4 separate regions of the Mus musculus genome follow, and all the other regions are linked to region 1. The links are chromatin loops, found by intact Hi-C in ENCODE. Cell type or tissue: left cerebral cortex. All regions are shown on one strand. Links, peaks and the distances in the headings refer to the core of each region. The heading gives the core; the rest is flanking DNA.

What was found. Hi-C counts contacts between places; a loop is a spot of excess contacts. Peaks named below come from ENCODE experiments on the same cell type or tissue, not always from the same donor. Only the 100,000 strongest peaks of a DNase experiment are listed, where the experiment ranks them.
Region 2: it touches region 1 in a loop (4-fold over the local background); 2 of 42 quality-filtered maps call a loop at or near these places.
Region 3: it touches region 1 in a loop (4-fold over the local background); 10 of 42 quality-filtered maps call a loop at or near these places.
Region 4: it touches region 1 in a loop (2.8-fold over the local background); 2 of 42 quality-filtered maps call a loop at or near these places.

Annotation. Positions count from the first base shown.
Region 1 is chr17:85,622,718-85,627,736 of GRCm38, forward strand. It overlaps Six3 (sine oculis-related homeobox 3), which reads left to right. Exons shown (of 2, transcript NM_011381.4): 2 at 1,010-3,474. The coding sequence ends at 1,202. Among named protein-coding and RNA genes, the nearest start is that of Six3, 4.4 kb to the left of the region's middle. In left cerebral cortex, for the core only: no CTCF peak of the experiment used is centred there; a DNase peak (open chromatin) is centred at 2,512.
Region 2 is chr17:85,796,753-85,801,771 of GRCm38, forward strand. Gm29418 (a long non-coding RNA gene) reads right to left here and starts at 2,982. Exons shown (of 3, transcript XR_877082.3): 1 at 2,749-2,982. Gm4718 (a long non-coding RNA gene) reads left to right here and starts at 2,972. Exons shown (of 3, transcript XR_003952252.1): 1 at 2,972-3,348. In left cerebral cortex, for the core only: no CTCF peak of the experiment used is centred there; a DNase peak (open chromatin) is centred at 3,113; H3K4me3 peaks cover 612 bases.
Region 3 is chr17:85,685,114-85,690,132 of GRCm38, forward strand. Six2 (sine oculis-related homeobox 2) reads right to left here and starts at 3,141. Exons shown (of 2, transcript NM_011380.2): 1 at 2,280-3,141; 2 at 1-400. The coding sequence starts at 2,839. The coding sequence ends at 70. CJ186046Rik (a long non-coding RNA gene) reads left to right here and starts at 3,381. Exons shown (of 9, transcript XR_001782258.2): 1 at 3,381-5,019. In left cerebral cortex, for the core only: no CTCF peak of the experiment used is centred there; no DNase peak of the experiment used is centred there; H3K4me3 peaks cover 469 bases.
Region 4 is chr17:85,460,664-85,465,682 of GRCm38, forward strand. No RefSeq gene overlaps it. Among named protein-coding and RNA genes, the nearest start is that of Six3os1, 160 kb to the right of the region's middle. In left cerebral cortex, for the core only: no CTCF peak of the experiment used is centred there; DNase peaks (open chromatin) are centred at 3,089 and 3,446; H3K4me3 peaks cover 204 bases.

The DNA of each region.
Region 1 (5,019 bases), core at 1,132-3,631:
GGCAAGTTGGTTACAGACTCACAAAGTTGTTTGGTTCTGGTGGATCTTTAAAGCTCAATTGTGAGAAAGTAAAAAGAAAAAGGAGAGGACGGAGAGACGATTAGTCCAAAGGGAAAGGAGAGGAAAGAAGGGGGGTTGAGCAGAAGCTCTGGTACAGGCCTGGGAGCAGGGGCAACGGCTGCTGACAGTTGCTGGTGGCTGGAGACTTAGAGTGTGTGCCGGTTTAGGTGGCCCAGGCCTGAATCCACGTCCCTCTCATCTCTGCCTGTGGAGGCCACATTTCGTCAGATGGGGGGAGCGCCCATGACCAGTGAAAGGCTTCCAAGAAGGGAGACACTAGGTTCAGACAACTGCTTCGTCACCCAGAAAAGAGACACAGCCTGTCCTTCCCTCCTGTCTTCTCTTTCTACCCTTTTCTCCCCCCCCCCCCCCCATCTTTTAGCTTCCAACTTCCCTCTTTTCTCTTCCCCGTGTCCTGCGCCCTCTGCGTAGAGATCCAGAAAGGAAAGCGATGGGTGCTCTGAGGAGAACCCCTACAGTTCTGGGGTGTGTGCTTGGGAAGGCCGTGGCCTGAGCTTCTGTGGAATATCTGGTTCTCCGGGTTCAGTTATTTGAGCCTCGGAGGCTGCAGAAGAAAGCGAAGCTCTTCCCCACTGTCTGCTGGTCCCGGCTCAGGGTCCTTTGCTGCCTGCCCAGGTCTCTGCAGGAGGCTGGTTTGGGAGTCTGCCCTTCATCTGAGGCCTTCCTTCCATCTGGAACGCTTCCCTGGGCTGGGAAACCGGGAGCTCGGACTTGAGTTAGGAAGTCTCTGCGGTACTCAGGGGGCAGCTGGGAGCCTGTAAGAACACAGAGCCCCGTTGAAGGCTGTGGCTAGGGGCACGCCACGCGGGAGGCCGCTGTTGTAGGGGAGTGCGGGTCCAGTCGGGCCAGGCTCCCCGCGGTATGAGCGAGGGGAGCAGGGTGGCGGGCCACCGAGTCAGGGCGGGCATGGCTCTCTTGTTCCCCGCAGGCTCCAGCATCAGGCCATCGGGCCGAGCGGGATGCGCTCGCTGGCCGAGCCCGGCTGCCCCACGCACGGCTCAGCAGAGTCACCGTCCACGGCGGCCAGCCCGACCACCAGTGTGTCCAGCCTGACGGAGCGCGCGGACACCGGCACTTCGATCCTCTCGGTAACCTCCAGCGACTCGGAATGTGATGTATGATAGCCAAGGCCGCCCTACTCCTCCCCCTCCTCCCCTTCCACCTTCCCCTCCTCTTCGTAACCCTGCTCCTCTTCCTCTTCTTCTACTCCATCCCTAGAACAAACCGAAATCAGGATACACAGACAGATACACACACAAGTCCATACACACTCCCACCCCAGCCAAAAATATATTTAAAAAAAAACAAGAAAAATAAATTAACCTCAAACCATCAACAACCCCACCACCACCTACTACCACGGCCACCCCAAAGGACCGCGACGCCAACAGACAGTCACAAACGCTGATGTTGCGGGCAGAAAGCATAAAAGAGGTGACAATTGTATACTTTCTAGGACAAGCACGGCTTCTCCTTTTGGTTCCCACGGACCCGGCACCCCACCTGCATGACGATTTATTTGTATCTGGGAAAATATTCTCTCTAGTTTAAAATGATTTAAAGAGACTATACAAAAAAACAAAAACAAAAACAAAAAAAAAACACCACCACCGCCGCTGCGACAAGACGACAAAAAGCAGACAAAAAGAAAAAAATCTGACCTCTCCGTTTTGAATTTGTTGTTTAAAAAAAAAAAAGGAAAGAAAGATAGGAAAAAACTCCTCGAGAGAAATAGCAAATGTTTCTACCTTCTGTTGCTCTTTTCTCCTTTGGCCCTCTCTCTCTCTCTCTCTCTCTCTCTCTCTCTCTCTCTCTCTCTCTCTCTCTCTCTGTTTTTAAGTCCAAGTATTGGTCAAACAAAATGCAATCCTCTGTTTTTGTTCAGCCGACAATCATTTTCTTCGTAAGCACCTTTTTCTCTCCACTCTGTCACTGCCTGTGTGGGTACTGGTTATAAATGTGGAAAAAGAATAGTTATGACTGTAACAGATTTTTATTTTTATTTCAAAATTTTATATGAATTATGTATATCTTAATGATCGGTCATTTTCCCAGTTTGTAATATATGTGTAGAAATTGCTTGTATATGATCCCTGCTTTTTTCTCCTCTCCCTTCTCTCTCTCCTCCCTCCTTCCCTCCCACTCACCTCTTTCCTTTTGGGGATTCTCGGCGTCGACTTGGCGATCGAGGTTTGGCGAGGTGGCCAGGGTTAGAGAGAGAGAAAGAGAGAGAGGGACCCTGTCGCTAGTGAAAGCAGAGAGTGAGACCGTAGTATTCTTATGCAAAAGCTATTCAAGTTTTTCCTAGCCGCTTTGGAGGCCCCATTCACTCCTGTAGAGCGCTTTTACTGTTATCTTAACTGCGTGTTTATCTATATGTAAAAACTTTCTAAAGCAAATACAGTATTCTCCATTTTCTTATCACTCCCAGAGACTGGTGTTTGTGTCCGCCCTGGCAAACAGCTCCCGGGTGCTGTAACAGCCCAGCTTCCCGCTTGCTCTCTCTAACTCGCTGGCCGCCAGAGCCAGAGCCGGGGAGGGGGAAGGATGCCAAATGTGAGTGGAAAACTGGAAACAAACACTTGCTTGGGGAAAGGGAGCCCAAACAGGATCCCGAGGGAAAGGCAAAGGGGGCATGAGGGTAGGGGGTTACAACTAGTTTCTTCCATGACAAGATGTCAGGCCTGAATCCTCCCCGGAGTGCTGTACCCTGGATTTGCTGCATCTCGCGGCGCTTGTGAGCCCTTGGAATGTTTGGTAGCCTTCTAGTTGCCTGCTTTTTAAAAAGGAGAAACCCTAAGGCTCCCTAACCCAAGCGACCGTCCTAAGCACAGCTGCAATTCTATTTTCCTTGTATTTTTTTTAATCTCTCTCTCTTTTTTGGAGGAGATGTAAAGTGGTTAACTAGGGCCCAGATGAACAAGGGTCGGGAGTGGGTGGGAGAAGGAGGCAGTTTTCTGACTTCAGGGCCTGAAATGCGGTTGCTCTCCCTCCCACCTTCATTGGCATCCTTGTCCGACCGAGTCACCTGTCTTAAGATTCTGGATCTATGTGTCTGAAAAAAAAATGTCCTTGTCTTTTGGGATCACCTGGAGTCCCTTAGTTTCTGAAGGATTTTTGGTTCGTTTGCATGGTAAAGGAAAACCAGTAACAAAACAAAAAACTACCCCTTGCTGACCACGTTCCTCTGCTGGCCCCAAGCTTTCCTGGCCGGCTGTGGCCGCACAACTCCCGAGGAGAGCTGGCTGGGAGGAAGTGGTTCTGCTGCTCTGGGCCAAGGCGGCCTGCGCGCTTGAGAAGGGGCCAAAGAGGTGATTTCAGAAAACTTGCCTTCACTTGAAAAGTCCAATTTCAAAGCTAGGGGGGATTAAAAAGAAACCAGTCTGAAATTTAGCGACCGCTTCCAAACTAATTTCGACTTCCGTTTCCCTTTTGTCTTTATTCCCAACAACACCAGGGGTTTTACGCGAGCCGCCCTGGGTAGAGGGTCTGACTGGCCTGGAGGTGTCTTAGGTGCACAAGAGCGCATGCGCTTACAGGAGGTGGAGGGTTCCATAGGGGGTCTCTTCTTAGAAGTAGGGCATCCAGCCGACCTCCCCAGCTGGCCTGGCACACAGTGTCAGAATCTCTGTGTGTGCCCACTGCCCGTAGAAGCAGCTCTGTGCAGCCCACATTTCTGACAACGCCAGGAATATGGAAAAAGGCCATCTAAAGCCACCAGGCTTGGACCTCCATTCTGTCACCTGCTCTTCACATACTTGACCCAGAACTTGGGCCTTTCAACCCAAAGAAATGGCTGCCTTGGTATAAACAATGTGGATGGTCCCAGAGCAGGGAATAAACCAAAACGGAGGGGGGTGAGGGGGGTGGAAGGAAGGGGCTATCGTTGCTACAGTGATTTCTGGAGCATACTAGACCAGTGACATCAGGAACAGGGACCTTTTTGTGTGAGAACAAAGGGGAAAACTTGAGTCACACTTCTTTCTATCATCATGGACTGCAGAAAAAGCAAGTTTGGGTCCACCCATTGCCTCTTCCTCCACTGAAGAAAACAGCTACTGGACTCCTCCAACAGCCTTTGCCTGAGCGGGTGGGATTCTTATTGGGGTTATTGACAGTCTGTGGTCCCTGTCAACCACTCCTATATCTCTACATAGGTCTGCCAACAATACCAGTACGGCATTTTCTAACTTTATCTACAGATCTCCTGTGTGTTTGAGTGGCACACGTGTGTGTGTGTGTGTGTGTGTGTGTGTGTGCGCGCGCGCGAGTGTGTGTGTGTGTTTGTGTGCAGTTCTGAAAGTTGGGTGGTCACCATTTCATCAAGTTCTGCATACAAAAGGATGTATTATGTGTGTGTTTGATATAAATGCACACATATGTCATTGGTATGTGCCCAGTGTGGGTTTTTATTCATGTTGCCTAGCTTAGATACAGTCTGTATGCTTGGCCTGAGAATCTACAGAAATTTCAGCGACTCCAATACACCTGCAGGCTGTTGTGTGCAGGAAAAATGTGCCCTGGGAGGTTCAGTCTGCTTGGGGACATCTAAGTCACCCTAGTCTGTCCACAAATGTGACTGCCAAGTCCCTATCCCTAGGAATCTTCCTGCCCCTCTAAGAAATGGTGTGTGTGTGTGTGTGTGTGTGTGTGTGTGTGTGTACACACTCACAACAGATGCTCATTGGCTAAAATGGGTTGGCTGGACCTTTTGACTTTCTCCCCTCATCCGGTCCCTTGATATTGGTGTTGTCACAGGGGATATTTTCAGAGACCAGAAGGAAAGGGAACCCTTTTCTGGCCAGATCTCTCTTTTACCTAGTGCCTGTCCATTTTCTTTCTAGCCCCCATCTATGGCCAAAGCAGTCAAGTCGCATGGGATGGCTGGGCATAGCTGCCCGGAGAAGGAGCTATGCTGAAACTCTGTCCAGCCTCCTG
Region 2 (5,019 bases), core at 1,570-4,069, 170 kb after region 1:
AAATAACGTTGCGAAGATGACTTCTACATTTTCTTTTTAAGTGTCTTCTCAGACCTCTTCTCTAGCCCTCTGTCATCTAAAACAGACGTTGTCCGCACTCCAGCCTTGCACTTTTCAGCATTTAAAAAATTTTTGGGGGGGGGTGGGGTGGGGTGCAAATGCTTTGTTGAAGTAAAAGATAAATCCAGGAAAACACACAAATCCCTAAATTTGTGTAAGAAACAAACATGACAGGTGGCCAGAAACTTGCTGCTGAAAGCTGACTGTCCATCCCAGGGCAACACTATTCTGCCTAGAAGTGCTGTAGACTTTTTTCTTTAGCTTCAGAGCTGGAGCCACTGGGTGTGTGTTCTTGCTTTCCTCAATTTCATTCTCTCTTTCTGTGGCGCACACAGGATGGCTGTTGCGTGCTGAGTAATATTTACGCTGTATTATTCTAAACAACTCCTGCATTCAGTTCACCCTTGCAGCTCTGTAGGTACTTCTCTGTTCTTCATGAAACAAGTCTGGGCACCAAGGGTTTAAAAAAAAATAACCTCCAGGAGAAATCTGCAAGAATACACTGAGTTGTGCTAAAATTCCCCAATTGACAACTGTGTAACAATAAGTACAAAACTCACAAACATCTTTGAAACATCATATTTGTTTTTATTTAATTAAAATGTACAATGCTCATTTTCTTTCTTTTAGCCACCTTCAACGAGAGCCCAGAGAGTGTGGTCCTGCTCTCGGAACGGAAACTGTGAAAACAGAGAGCTAAATTAAATTAGAAAACCCTGGTCTTGGCAGGGCCAAATTTCCCTTCCTTCCTATTTTCCCATCCCACAATCTATCACCTGGAGTAATTAAGACCAGGGACGTATCATCTTCACTGGATTAACCTTAACTAAATCGTGTTCATTCAACATGTGCCCTTTTGATTAGTCCGAGCGGGGCCTGCTGTCTGGAATACACCCACCTTGTAATTCTACACAGTTAATTAATTTCAGATGAATAGTGAGAGGGCTAAGCTAAATTCTCCTATTAATAAACTCTATGTCCGTATGTGTGGCAGAGTAGTCCGAGCATTCCCCTTTATTTCCTTGCCTTGGAAGGCTAAACTGAGATTAGAGGTGGGGGTGACCAACACACAACCCATACACACAGCTGTGATTGTGCAAGGTTGGTGAGCGGGGTCTCTGAACCACTTTGTTATCATAAAGAACAGAACTTAAGGACTATTGGCAGCACACTCTTGCCCTGCCAAGCGGAATTTAGAGTGTCCTCTACCTGGACCCTGGTATTTAATTTTTATTGGCACCTATTTCCGGTTCTGTGTATAGATTTTTGGTTATGAAAGTGCAATATTAATGTGACTATCTTTCTGCTCTCATATACCCTCCTCAGAAGCAAAATATCATTAATGGTCTGAAGGCTTTTCTGATAAATGGTTTGGAGTTATTTGTTTAATCTTCAAATTTAACAGCCCTCAAAAATATAATAAAAAGTTGCCCCCATGGGTATCTCTGACAGCAAAGAAAATTATTATTTTCCTTAGAATAAAACAAATCTCAATAAGCTATAATTTATCTTCTATTAGAAAGTCATAGATCTAGATTTACTCCTTCAAGCCAGAAAATTTATGTATCTACTTTTTAGTGATTTAAAACTACCAGTGACCTGCATAATTGTACGTAAAGTTTCCTAGTAGCATTTACAGACTATAAGTCAATTCTACAGGGTCATTTACATTTAGGGAGTTTCAGATACTGATATTTAGGGAATAAAAACTAATATGACTGTTAGCTTAGTGTGTTGGCTTAGAAGGAGTAAGAATTGCATAGAACTAAATGCCTGTATTGACATAACCTAATTTATATCTTTTAATAGAGTTTTAAAAGGTCTCTGAATTTTTGGGTAGAAAATCATTTAAGAAACCATATAGACAACTCACCAATATCTTCCGAGATTAAGACCAATATATTCTAATTTTATTTCCTAGATTTTGTTCCAAAATGACTTTGTAAGAAGTACTTATGTGACTGTCAGAATTCTGCAACTTTGGAATATTTAACACCAAAATTTGTGTGCTCTATTTTCAACAGCCACGAACTTCCTAGCTATTAAAATGTTCCTACAAGTTAAGTAAGGAGAATAATCCTTACTAATTCACCGTTAAATCAACAGATTGTAGACTTTACAGATTGTTTTGCTAATTGCTTATTTGTGAAAATTCTCAAAATAGCGAAGGCATTTGATTGAGTGCAAATATTAAATAATTAGGACTGATGACATGTATGCTGATAGACACATCCTTTTCCTGGGCCATCGGGGGATGCCTGGTCAGGATTGCATTTAGTCCTCCAATGCGAGGCTGGGCTCACAGGCGTTTTCACTCAGGAAACCGTATTCCTGTCCACCTCCCCTAAAACCAGATCCTTCATTTGACCCTTTAGAAGAACACAAACCCCAGTAATTTGAATCAGCCCACACCTGCACCAGCTTCCAAAATATCCTAATATATACAGCACATCTCACTCCGGAGCACTCCACGGCGGCTCAAAAGGACAATTTATTCCCTTAAGGAACAAAACCCTGACAACGCTGTTTGTTTTCTTTGGGCTTCCAGGAAAGCTAAGATAGTGCCCTGAAAGGGAAGCTGTGCTTGCCCTTTTGTGATTCAGATTTACTATGCAAATCAATACCTCCCCCCCCCCCCCCACGCGATTGAATGAAGTATTCACTCAGTGGGACTTAGCCTTCCTTTACCTTGGTTCTGTTTTGCCGGTTTTGTTGCACAAGCACAAACCTTAGAGTGTTGTTTACGATGCTGTTTGCGGCATCAGCAAGAGTTCCCTTAGAGGGAAAGTCACCGTACACACAGTTTGCTGTAAGGAAATCTTTTAGCTTAATTTTGCACTTTGAACAAACAAACAAACAAAAAAAGAAAGGTCCCGAAACAGTCTGCGCAGTGCCCAGCCGTGTCCAGCGCTCTCATCACCAGCGTTTAACTGTCATGTGCCTCTTACTTGTGTTGACCTTTTAAAATGAGACTTACGCCAATAAATTCACGTTCTTGCTCTTGCTTACGACCAGCTTCCGGGTCCTGCCAGGTCTGCAGAAAGGAATGGTTTGGATAGCCCTTCGCTACACTATGAAGCAGTTAGTTCATCACTTGGTGTTAGCCTCGTTCTTTGGGCTGTACCCTCTCCAGGCCAGGCAAAGGGGTCTCTGCTCTAATGCGGGTCGCCTGGGCCAGTTTGATCTCCAGCGATCGGAATGTCCTATCCTCCTCTACTGCTGGGAGCCTGTCTGAAATTGTCTGAAGCCAGTGGTATTTCCGCGCAGAAGGAAAGGCGAGCAGGCGAGGTGGGTGCAGGTGCGGGGGAGAGGCTCGGCCGGCTCCCGGGGCAGCGGGGCACGGCACCCGTAGGGTGTGGAGTCCGCCTGGCGCACGTGGCTCTGGGTCGGCTGCAGGAGAGATCGGAGGCCGGGGATCTGCCGCAGTGGGTGCCTCCGGTCCGATCCCCGCTCCCAGCACCTCGCGGGCTGGGAGGGAAGGGGGTGAGGGGACGCTCGGGCTCGGCGGGGGTTGGGGGAACTCTGGCCTGGAGGCTGAGGGCGACAGAGATGCACCGGGCGCCGGCGGACGAAGGCGGTGAAACTCGTGCTGGAGGCAGTCACCGACTCTAGGGTCGGGCCCCGCTGCTCAGCGCTTTCCCAGAGGCAGAGAAGGGACCCCGGGCCCTGGGGCGGGGGTGGTACAAGGTTCTGTGGCGGACGAGGGCTGTTCCCAGTGTTTGTACAGCTGGGATCTCGGCCACCCCCCGGGGTGACCCGAGTGGCACCGGCGGGGGTGGGTAAAGGGAGGGAGAGAGAGAAGGGTAGGTGACCAAGAGGTGGTGAGTAGTGCGGTCCAGGCTTGGGGTGGAAGGTACGGATGGTTGAGGTCACTGGTTGTCGCTCTCAGGGCAGACCTAACAGGGGAAGCGCGCTCGGTTCCCTTCTCCCAGTTTTTCTGCAAGCCCTCCGGCTGAGGACCCGAGGTAGTGGTGTTCCCACGGTTTCTGGCCGCTGGGCAGTTTCTTTGCGCCCAGCCGCCTGCCCCGGGCTCCACCTCTTGGTAGCCTGGGGCTCACAAAATTCAGGACACCGTCATCCGTTCTGCAGTCTCGCTGTCAGGCTCCACGTTGGAGTGGCTCGGAGACTGGTCGCCCTGACCCTGCGCTGGGCGAGCCAAGCCTCCTGCAGACCCTGTGCGAGCAGACTAGGTTTGTGATTCCTCAAACCAGGCCTGACAGTCTACCCAGGCGCGGCTGGGCTAGGTCAACCACAGCCTCTTTGAGGAACAAGCAGCGAGGCCCACAGTGTGGTGGGCGGCCAGAATCATCCCGAACTGTTTTCAGACCTAGGGCCTCTCAACTCGGTGTCCACCCCATCCTCTGCTATGTTACCGCCGGTGGGCACACTCGCCTGTACAGGGAAGGACCTGTGAGTGGAGAGGCCGCCCTCCTTGGGGTCTCCTCTGTCTGTCACATCTGTATTTATTTAGAGCTCAGCTGGTGGTCCTTGGTTTCAGGAATGCCAATTGTGGGCCTAGTCCACGACTACTTGAGATTTGTGTTGATTAGTGAGCTAGTCCTAAAGGTTGTGCTGTGGAAATTTCCCCAACCTTCCTGCTAACCTAGGCCCCCAGTGATTCCCACGGCAGCAGATTGCTGAATGTGTCCGAGAACAGAGAATTTAGCTTCGAGAACATTCTGTGTGTATGGGCACTGACCATTGCCCTTGTGTTCATAAATAATACAGACCAGATCTCTGAGATCCCCTCGCTGAGTCAGAGAAGGTGATCCGTGCAGTCTAGCACTGGGTAGTGTACCTTTCTCTGTGTGAAACTAAGACATATGTATTGCTACAAGTCTATAACAGTACATACAGCATAAAAATGCAGAAGCAACCTGCACTGGAGAGCAGACCCTCCCAGAAAAGCTAATTAAAAGTTCATCAGCGAAAAGCAAGCTCACTTCCAAATTTCGACGC
Region 3 (5,019 bases), core at 1,109-3,608, 62 kb after region 1:
CAGAATCTATCGCCCTCCCACACCGCTTCATCAAGCACGGAAAGCAAGCGCCCGGAGGCGAACAGAGCTCTAGGAGCCCAGGTCCACAAGGTTGGCCGACATGGGGTTGAGTATGGAGTCCTGCAGGCTGTGGTGATGCTGCAGTGGGTCCGCGCCGCCTCCACCGGGCACTGGTACGGGTACTGCGCTCGGGCCCGGAGGGTGGCCCAGGCTGTGCAGGGAAGGCAGCCCAGGGGGCGGCGGCGGGCTGAGCAACAGAGCGGGACTGGACGACGAGTGGTCTGGAGTCCCCGACGGCGTCTTCTCATCCTCGGAACTGCCTAGCACCGACTTGCCACTGCCATTGAGCGAGGAAGCCAGCGGGTTGTGGCTGCTGGAATTGGAGTTCTCGCTGTTCTCCCTGCAAGCGCAGGAGGAAAGGAGCGGGGTCAGGGGGAACCAGGGCCACTCTGCGCTGACCCTCAGGATGCCAGCACCTGGGGCCCCGCTGCGGTTGCTAAAGGGTGTTTGCTGTTTCTACCATTCCCACACTTGACTTCTTGTTCTTAATTGCGTTCTCAAACCCTCAACACTAGTTTTCGCTTGTCCCTCTCCCTGTATCAGCCCATGTCCTTAATGTCATGACTACCTTTCCTGTTCCCAGTATTTCCTGTCCTGTCTCCCACCCCATTCCTTAAGAGAGCTGCGGCACCAAAGTGGGGAGCCTGGAGTTGGGAGAAGTGAGGGAAAATACCGTACAAACGAGCTTTGCTGGGTAGAAGTGGGGAATAGAAGCTTCAGATACAGCGAGCCCAGGCTGAGGGGCCCACTTCGACTTGGGTGAGCACAGGCCTAGTTTCCCTTTGCCTTTCTCTGCGCGAGGGAAACCCCTCCCTACTGAGACTATGATCCCTAATTCCAAGCTGAGCAGGAGCTCATTTGACTGGGCAGAAAGATGGGGCTTTGAGAATGGAGGACTCCTTTTCCCTAGGGGAGAAGGTAGAAGGAAGGGCAGGGTGCTGAGAGCTGGCTCAGATCGTAGGCAGAAACAAGGAGGCACAATCTGTAGCTCTCACCTGGGGCCTAGTCAGGAACCCCAGCCCTTATGGAGCCTGACAGAGGAGAACCCATCGCAGATGAATCCACCTCTTGCCTGCTTTTGCGGACAGTCCCTGACCAGATATGGGTATTTGAAATCCTGGGTAAAACCTATTAGTGGATTCCTAACGGCCATTCTTTCAGATTTCTTGGGGTGGGGGGTGGGGGAATGAGCAAGACATCATCGCCATTCAAAGTCAAACTTGGGGATTTCAAATACCCAGGTCCAGTCTGCAGCTTGCTCTTCTGCCCCTACTGTTCGATACCCTGACCCTGGATCCTTCAAACGGTGTTCAACACATCCACATCACCTAACCCAGGTGTCTTGTTTTGCTGTTCCCCAAGGAGAAATCCGTTCCCATAATCCGTTTCTCTCCGATCTCGATCCCCTAGTTTCCTTGTCCAGATTTAAGCCCAAAGCGGGTTACAGACAGTTACAGGGGTGTCTGTAGCTTAGGTTAGTTTGGAAAGTCTTAGATTCCGATAGAAAAGAAAGCTCCCAGTCTTTCGGCAGATCCCAGTTTACCTCGCACACCCGACTTGCCCATCAAAGAGAGCAGAACCTAAGGAGAGCGAGGTCTTCAAGGGTCTGGCAAGTTCAGGAAAGGCAGGCTGGATTGCCTTCTCTTCCTCAGCAGACATTTCCCCCGGAGGCCTTACATCTTTGGGTCCTTTCTACGCGGGATAACTCCCAACTCTCTTGTGCCCAGCTCTTATGCCCAGACAAGGAATAGGTCTACCTTGCATAGATATTGCAGTCATTACCCAGATAATACTAGGGAGATTCCAACCCCTGCCCTGACCCCTAAAAATCTCTTTGACCTGGAGGTGACGTCCTAAACCCCCTGATCCCCGACGCCCTTGGTTGTTCGAAGATCAGGCCCTAAGCCTACGCTTACCTCGCAGGGAATTCAGGCCCACAGCCCTGCCCTCTCTGAAACTCGCCGTTTTTCCAGTTTAGTCCACAAGCGACTGAGGAATTAGTTACTGAACTTACGCACCGCTTTGCCCGCTTTAGACAAATTCCGGGTCGCTCAGCCTCCAGAAAAGACCTAAGCGCTGTTTTGAGCCAGCCTGAGCTGCGGCCGAGCTTGGTACCCGGGGTCCGGGTGCGATTTAGTCCTGTCCAGGAGCTCCCCATCCTCCCGCACCCGTTTCTCCCAGGACCAGGGAAGCCGGCGCAGATGCTCACTTACTCGTACCTTTCCTTGGCCTCGGCCGCCCTGTCGCGCTGCCGCCGGTTCTTGAACCAGTTGCTGACTTGCGTGGTGGTGAGGCCGGTGGCCTCGGCCAGCTCGCGCTTCTCTCGTGGCGACGGGTAGGGGTTGTGAGCGTACCACTCGCGCAGCACGCTGCGGCTCTTCTCCTTGAAGCAGTAGCTGGTCTCCTCGCCGTCCCAGATGGAGCGGGGCAGCGGGAACTTGCGCCGCACGCGGTACTTGCCCACGGCGCCCAGCGGCCGGCCGCGCAGCTTCTCCGCCTCGATGTAGTGCGCCTTGAGCCACAACTGCTGCAGCTTGGCGTGGTTGTGCGGCGAGAACTGGTGGCTCTCCAGGATTTTGTAGAGCTCGCGGAAGTTGCCCCGGTGGAAGGCCACCACGGCCTTGGCCTTGAGCACGCTTTCATTCTTGTGGAGGTGCTCGCAGGCGGGCAGCGACCACAGGAAGCGACCCAGCCGCTCGATGTTGCCGCCCTGCTGCAGCACCTCGCACACGCACGCCACTTGCTCCTGCGTGAAGCCGAAGGTGGGCAGCATGGACATGGTGGCGGCTGCGCGCCCGCCCGCCCGCGCGCGCCCTCACCGCGCTTCGCGGCCCCGCATGGGCGCCTCCCCGCCGGCCCCGGCCGGCCGACAGGCGGGCGGGGCCCCCTGGCCAGGCGCCGGCTCCCGAGCGACTCCTGAGTCACAACGATCCGTCCTCGCTCCCGCCGCCGGCCCCGCGCAGCTCCGCGCCCCCGCCGCCCGCGCGCCTCGCCCGCGCCCAAGCCCGGAGGCCGCCCGGGGCGCCGCTCCGCATGCTCCGCGCCCGCCCGCCGCTCGCTCGCCGGCTCCTCGCTCGTTCGCTCTCCCTCCCGTCTAGCTCGCTTGCAGCTTTTTTAATAATATTATTCTAAGCGGGCATGAGGCGCGGCGGCCCGCGCCCTGATTGGTCGGGTTATCTGACCCGGGGCCTGCCCGCGCCAGACAATAGTCGAGTCAAATTATTCGCCATGGAGACGCTGTCAGTCACCGGTAACCCGAGCCCCGGCGGCCCGGGCGGCTCCCACCCCCGCCCCCCTCGGCCAGCTCCGCTGACAGATCGCCCCGGCTCTGCACAGAGCGGAGGTTGGCCGAGACGGGAGCCCCAGGCACTCCCAGAGCCCGGGAGGCGGAGAGGAGCCGGGCTGGGGCCCCGAGACGGCGGTGATTGACGGGGCGGACGCCCAAAGAGCAGAGGAGGAGGAGGACCCCGAAGGAGGGGGCTGGGTGGGGGCCCTCGAAGAAAAGAGGAGGACCGAAGTGGGGAAGGAAGGGAGTAGAAGGGAAGGCGGAGGACCGTTTAAGGGGGTGCCTTTCAGGAAAGGAAAAGAGGGGGACAGAAGGAGCCTTCAAGAGAAAAAGTGTGAGACACCCCTCCCTTTTTTTTTAAATAAGAGGCGTCGCAACAGCCTCACCCAGGCTTCGCCAGGTGCTCCAGCTCCGGCTGGGTCACTGCGTCGCTCGGAAGGTCGCAGCTGACAGGCAGAGACACTAACCCAGGAGGAGGTCAGTGGGATGGAGAGTTTGGATTCTCTTAGGGGGCCTCTGAAAGGCTTGGCTTTTCTAGCTGACAACACCCCACCCCCATGCAAGAAACCCGGGACCCGAGATGTCTATCCCCTAGGGAAAGGGGGAGGAGGTGGGGAGAGAAGTCAGAGATTTGGCAGTGGCCGCAGCTGGACGCCTGAGAATCAACTTCCCGGAGGATCCCGCCTTTCCTTCCTTTCGCAGCAGGCTGCTTGCCCCGCGGCCGGTACCGCCCCCACTCGGCGCGATCTGCTCCTCGCCAGGCGGGGACTCAGACTTAACCCCACGGGGCCCAGGACCCGAGAAACTCCCGGCAGTCTCGTGTGGCCTTTACGGAAGTTGAATCTTGCAAGGGCGGCGACACAAAACAGGGGAGCCCGCATAGACCCGCAGACTGCCCCGGGGAGCCCAGGGCAGCGTGTGTAGGGTAATTGTCGCACTTCCCGGGGTGGGGGTGAGGTGCACAGAAGAGACTGGATTTACCAGCTTCCTGTCTCCCTACTTCTGGGCTCGGGTTCCTGGTCTCTTCTGCCTGAGAACCCAGCGCTAAGTTCCGGCAAGATTGGCCTTAGAAAGTGGGTAGGAGGAGCCCTGCTTTTTGTTTCTTTGTCAGAACTCCCCCAGAACATACGAAGTGCTGGTCCTTTGGAAAAATCCAAGCAATAGAAGGTTAGGGGTGCACTGGAGGGGTGGGGTCAGGGACATCCCTGAAGTTTCCAGAGTTTGAAAGGCCCACGGCTTATTTCTTGGCAAGGCTTGTCCTTTGGGCATCCATTCCGCCCTTTCCCACCCAGCTGCAAGCTCCTAGTGACATTCAATGCCAAGATCCAAGGAGGCACAGACCATGCTAAAACCTCTAGACCTCGTTTTGTTAACAACCCTGTCAGCTTTCTAAGGCGATGGAGAGGCAGATATTGAAAATGGAGTCCCGAGCCTAAGCGTTGGTTTCTGGTTGCTGGTTGTTTATGGGTAAGGTACATATTTATTTATTTAAGGATCCAGCATCATTTCCCAAACTTCCCCTCTGCTCCAGAATGCCACAAGTCTTTCTGTGATGATGTAAGCATGGGAGAGATGAGCACTGTGGCTTTCCCTAAGACTTTAGCTCTGGGAGCCCTGTCCTTTATCTTGAGTTGAAAACAGAAGACTGCCTAAGTTGGTGCTAAGCCAGCACC
Region 4 (5,019 bases), core at 1,577-4,076, 160 kb before region 1:
CGTGCTTGTTTCTAAGAGAAGCCTGCGTGCCTGGCAAATCCTAAGAATTAGGATATTTTGGGCCGGTGAGATGGCACAGCTGAGGCAAGTACTCACAGCCAAGCCTGACTACCTGACTCCGATCCCCAGATGGGAATTCCCTTGAAGGGAAAAAAAACCCCGTTCCCAAAAGTTGTCCTCTCACTTTGAGGTGCTCACTGTGGCAACACACACACACACACAATAAAGGTTTTTGTTGTTGTTTTTTAATGTAAACAATGTTAAGATTTAGTATTTTTTATGGATTTTTATCTTCTGATAAAGCTATTGGTTTTTTGTAGAGGCAGGTTAGGTGTAAGCATGCATTTAATATTGTCCACAGGCAGTTGTAAAACAGTGATATGAACAGCCACGTCCAATTGGTTATAAGAAATATATTTTATTTTATAGCAAGACATATGCTGTGAATTGGGATAAAAATGCTCAGAAAGACTACCTGAGAGGTAGGCGCTATTTTGTATAAATTGTGTATTTTGGTGGCTTTTTGACTGAGCATGAAAATGTAACTTCCATTAGGGAAGGGTAATTTAGGTGCTCAGTATTCAGCAGAAAACTTGTCGGGGCCATAAAAGCTTTTCTGGCTGGTTCCTCGGGTGTTTTCAGAGAAGAGCTGCCGCCCCTGCTGATTTTCCCTTTGGCTTCAGTATAGGCAGAATTTACCACTGCATACCTGTTGAATTTAGTTTAGGGGATCCAGCAGTTAACTGAGTGAAAGGAAGGATTAGTGGCCCTCTGGGGCCCTGTTCCAACAGCCAGGTGTCTATCCTAACTGGTTATGCACCTTTGACAATTGAAGAACCTGGTTAATGCAATAGTGGTAGTTGTATTTTGGGGTTTTGTTGTGTTGTGTTGTGTTGTGTTTGTTTGTTTGTTTGTTTGTTTGTTTTCTTCTCCCCACTGCCAGAGTAGGGCACGCCTTTTTCTAAGGGATAAGTGGGCATCACTGTTTTTGTCTTGCTAGGTGGGGACTGACTCCTTCCTCCAGCCCAGCTTCTGTAGATTTTGGCTTTGTGCTTAGTCAGCGTTTGATTTGGTTCCAATCAATGTCAGACAATTGGGAAGCATTGTGTGGCAAACCCTTTCGTTGGACTTTGGGGGAGGGGCCAGATGCCCACATGGTCAAGAGAGTCCCACTGAACATAGGCATACACACCAGTCTCTGGGGACAATTAGGCTGCTTGGCCCCAGCTTCTGTCTCTGGGTTGTTCTCCATGGATCAAACACCCTGTCTTCAGGATGCAAAGATATCATCATTACACTGAGTGTATCTCACAGAGGAAAGGCAGTTTGAAAGGCACCCTGACTTTAGCCAGAGCAAATACATTTTCCTGAGCGGAATGTTTCTCAGTTGTGAAGGAGCCCAGCCCAGTGTTGTCTGACACACCATCAGGCCTGAAAGACCACTTTGAATTCTTAGAGTCCATTTTATCCAGCTTGCCAGCTACCCAGGCTGTGGCTGAAGGGTTTCTGTGTCTCCGGCTCAGAAAGCCTGTGTATTTGGAATCTGTGTTTGTTTGTTTATTTATTTATTTAGTCTCCCTGACTTTTCAATTAATACATTTTTTAATAGATAAAACAGATCATACTGTGACTTTTAAAATGTCAACAAGCTTGTAAACAGAAATGTAATAAAATGGCTAATAGGCGATTCAATAGTTAATGGAGGGCTGCAGTATGAGCGAATACAGTAGCTCTCTATTGGAAACTGTGCAAGTGAAGATGGCTTTAGTATTGCAAACTGAGGAAGAAAATTGTTTTTAATTAGCACCTTCATAAGAACTGCTGATTAATACTGTTTTGTTTGGTGAAAAGCTTTCAGCTGAGTAATTTGTGCAACCATTACAACAGTTTTGTTAGAGCGGGACTCCTGTTGTTAAACACAAACAGCAGATGATAATGCTGGGAGATGAGTTTGTCATGTAACAATTTACCTTATTGAAAAAGCTTTATATAAAACCCAATACAGTAGGTACCGGCAGAAATCACAGATTTTAAATCCTTCCAAAATTGCAGTGTGCCAGCCTTGAAGTTCTTTTTTTCCCCCACAGAGACTAGAAGCAGATTTTATATCATTTATAAAATTATATACACAATTTAAAGGTAGCATGGACAGGCCACTTTCTCAACGGCAGTTTACGTGGGAGCAGTAAAGTGGCCATGTATTCAAACACTCTCTAACTAGAAAAAGCAGGGTGGCAAATGGAGGCCTAATTAAATAATGTCACTAAGATGGGAATTTGCATTGGCCTGGGGAACAGGGAAATAAATTTGGACTGGTGGGTTTGCTTGAGGTAGGTTCATCATACGTGGGATTAAAAAAAAAGTTTAATTCTCCCCCCACCCACCCTTTTTCTTCTTCCAGCACTGTTTTAACTGGTCAGAATAAACAGTACCCAATCAGTAGACCTGACCAGGGAAGAAGACTGATTTCAGTGAACTACAAGAGAACGTTGTTCATTAGCCAGCACACACATGAGGAACTTGAAAAATAAATAAATAAAATGCAATGGTAAAGCATATTTGCATTAAAATATTACACGACCCAAGGTTGGTAAGAACTGCAAATTATTGGAGTGGCGTAATAGAGCATGAGGGTTTTGTGTGTGTGTGTGTGTGTGTGTGTGTGTGTGGTTTTTTTTTTTTTTTTTTTTAAGACAGGCCTTCGGGGTAATAGCCAGGGTTGAGGCTCACGACAGTGCCAAATAAGCTTTAGACAGCATAATAGTCTGCAAAGAAAGCCACAGAGCACTAATGTGAAGGAAGAGCTGTCCACCACATGCAGCAAAAATCACCAAAGGTCATTTTATGGTAGCAATTGTGACATAAAATTGGTGGTCATGCTACATGCCTAATACTCTGCGCAGCTTTATAAATGATGGGCCCCTAGCGATGGCTGTCATTAAGTGCTTTCATCATAATAAACTTTAAACTGTTGGCTTTATGAATCGCCAGCGAGCTTCAGCTGTTCGTCGGATGGAGCTTGCAGCGCCTTAAGTGTGACAAGACCTATTAGGAATTGCAACCATGCCTCAAGCCTACTTGGCTTCCTCACTCCTGGGGCGATTGCTGCCTATTAAACGGCGGCTGGGAAGATTTTTCCTCCAGCAATCTCTGATCAAGAGCTTTTTTGGGCTTTGACCTGCATTTCCTTCAAGACTTTTTCTGAGGAGTTTTATAAGAGCAAAACTCCAGAGGGTTTATAGCCACTTCTGATTAATACCTTTCCCGTTTTTCTAGCAACTCTCCCACTGCTGCTGAGAGAAAAGCTTTCATTGTTCCCCAAGTGCTTATTTTGTGACCTTTTCTCTGCTTCCTGATTCCCTCTAACGTGTTCTCTCTGTGAAATCCTCCGGGTGGAACCTAGACAGTTGGTGAAGTTGTTACGGCTGGAGAGACAGAGAAGGAAAGAGGAAGGCTTTTATATTTTTAAAGGATTCCATGCAGAGCGGCCTGGCCCCGCCCATTTAAATGCCCGTTGTGACGTCACCCGCAGCCTCTGGTACCAACAACCTCTTTAATGAGCCTTCTGTGTAAATTGAGCGGACACATAAAGATTTCATGATTCAAATTACGCCTTTATTAACCTTTAGCACGGGAAGTCTTTTAGTTTCCACATAGTGGCTTACTGGCTGTCCTGCTACTATGAATAATAAATGTTTGGAGACCCACTCCTTTAAAACCTGGGTATTTAATGTACGGAGGCTAAATGCCTAGCACAGGCTCACTTAGCAAGAACTTGAGATCTCCTTGCCTGTCTCCAACCTGGAGGCCCCGCCACCCCTCCTTTTCTTCTGCTTGCTCGGATGTTCCAACGATGGCAAAAGCTTTCCCTGAATTCCCTGTCTTACTACGCTCATTTGTCTTCCGCTTTAGCTAAGAAATGTCCTAATGAGAGTGAAGGGAATGTCTCAGGTGTGCCCATTGCACAATTAAATTAGCAAACCTCAGAGGGATTGGATTAAAAGTCAGCAGGACGCATCTGGGGACCATGGGCCCAAAAGGACAGAGGCTGTAGCCCGCCCTGGTAGCCTGGGTCCCAAACTGGTCTTCCCAGATGAACTTGGCGGGGTGGGGAGTATACTCCCCTATATCCCTCTTGGGAACAGATTTCCATTAGTGGCTGTCGAGCCCAAAGCAGGCGGGCCGAGGAGCTGTGGCTTTCGGGGTACAAAGGCATGCTCGGTGCATCCCGCGAGCGAGCGGCCGAGGGTGGACCCGAGCCCGGGCCGCGCAGGTGCAGGCGGCGACAGGCGGGCCGCAGAAGTCCGGGAACAAAGGCGCCTCGGGGGCCTGCGCAGAGGTCACCTGCTGCCTCCGGGGCAGATTAAGGAGGCCTGGAGAGGGCATTGGGAGGAAATGGTGCCTTGCTTCTTTGGAAAATCAATTCGTCCCACCCTTAATGGGACATTTTGTTCCCCCTCTTCGGGAGTGACTGGGCAGGTGTGCTTCCAGGTCTCAGGATGGGGATCCGTTGGAGGAGGTGCAGCCTTGTCCTGCCTGCGCACCCTAAGAACCTCGCTCTGCTCTGCCTACAGTTCCACTTGCCCTTTCTCTCTGCTCCGGGCTCTCCCGCCTCTCTCTGCTCAGACCTCTTCCATAATGAGGCTGGAAGTGGAACTTTCCCCCACTCCCTTACTTGGCGATTTCTTTTTCTTCCCCAGTGACCTGGTTGCACTTTGTCCCCGCTCCCTGCCTGCCAATCTCTTCTGGATAGGGCCCCTTTCCATTCTTGAGGCTCCCCCTCCTCGCCAGCCCCGGGAGGCCCAGCCTCCCCCCCCCCCCCCACCATCCAGATCCCCTGCCACACAGCCGCCCCCCACTCTCCCCGCGGAGCAAGGAAGAGGCCTCCTCCGAGTGAATGGCTGGTAAGGAGGTTTTTAATTTGTCTGGAGCCACAAGGAAAAGCCTCCGGGCAGCGTCCCCCCAAGCCCTCAGCCAGACTTGGCAATGCCTCCTGTGTAGGACTCAGAGCCCCTCTGC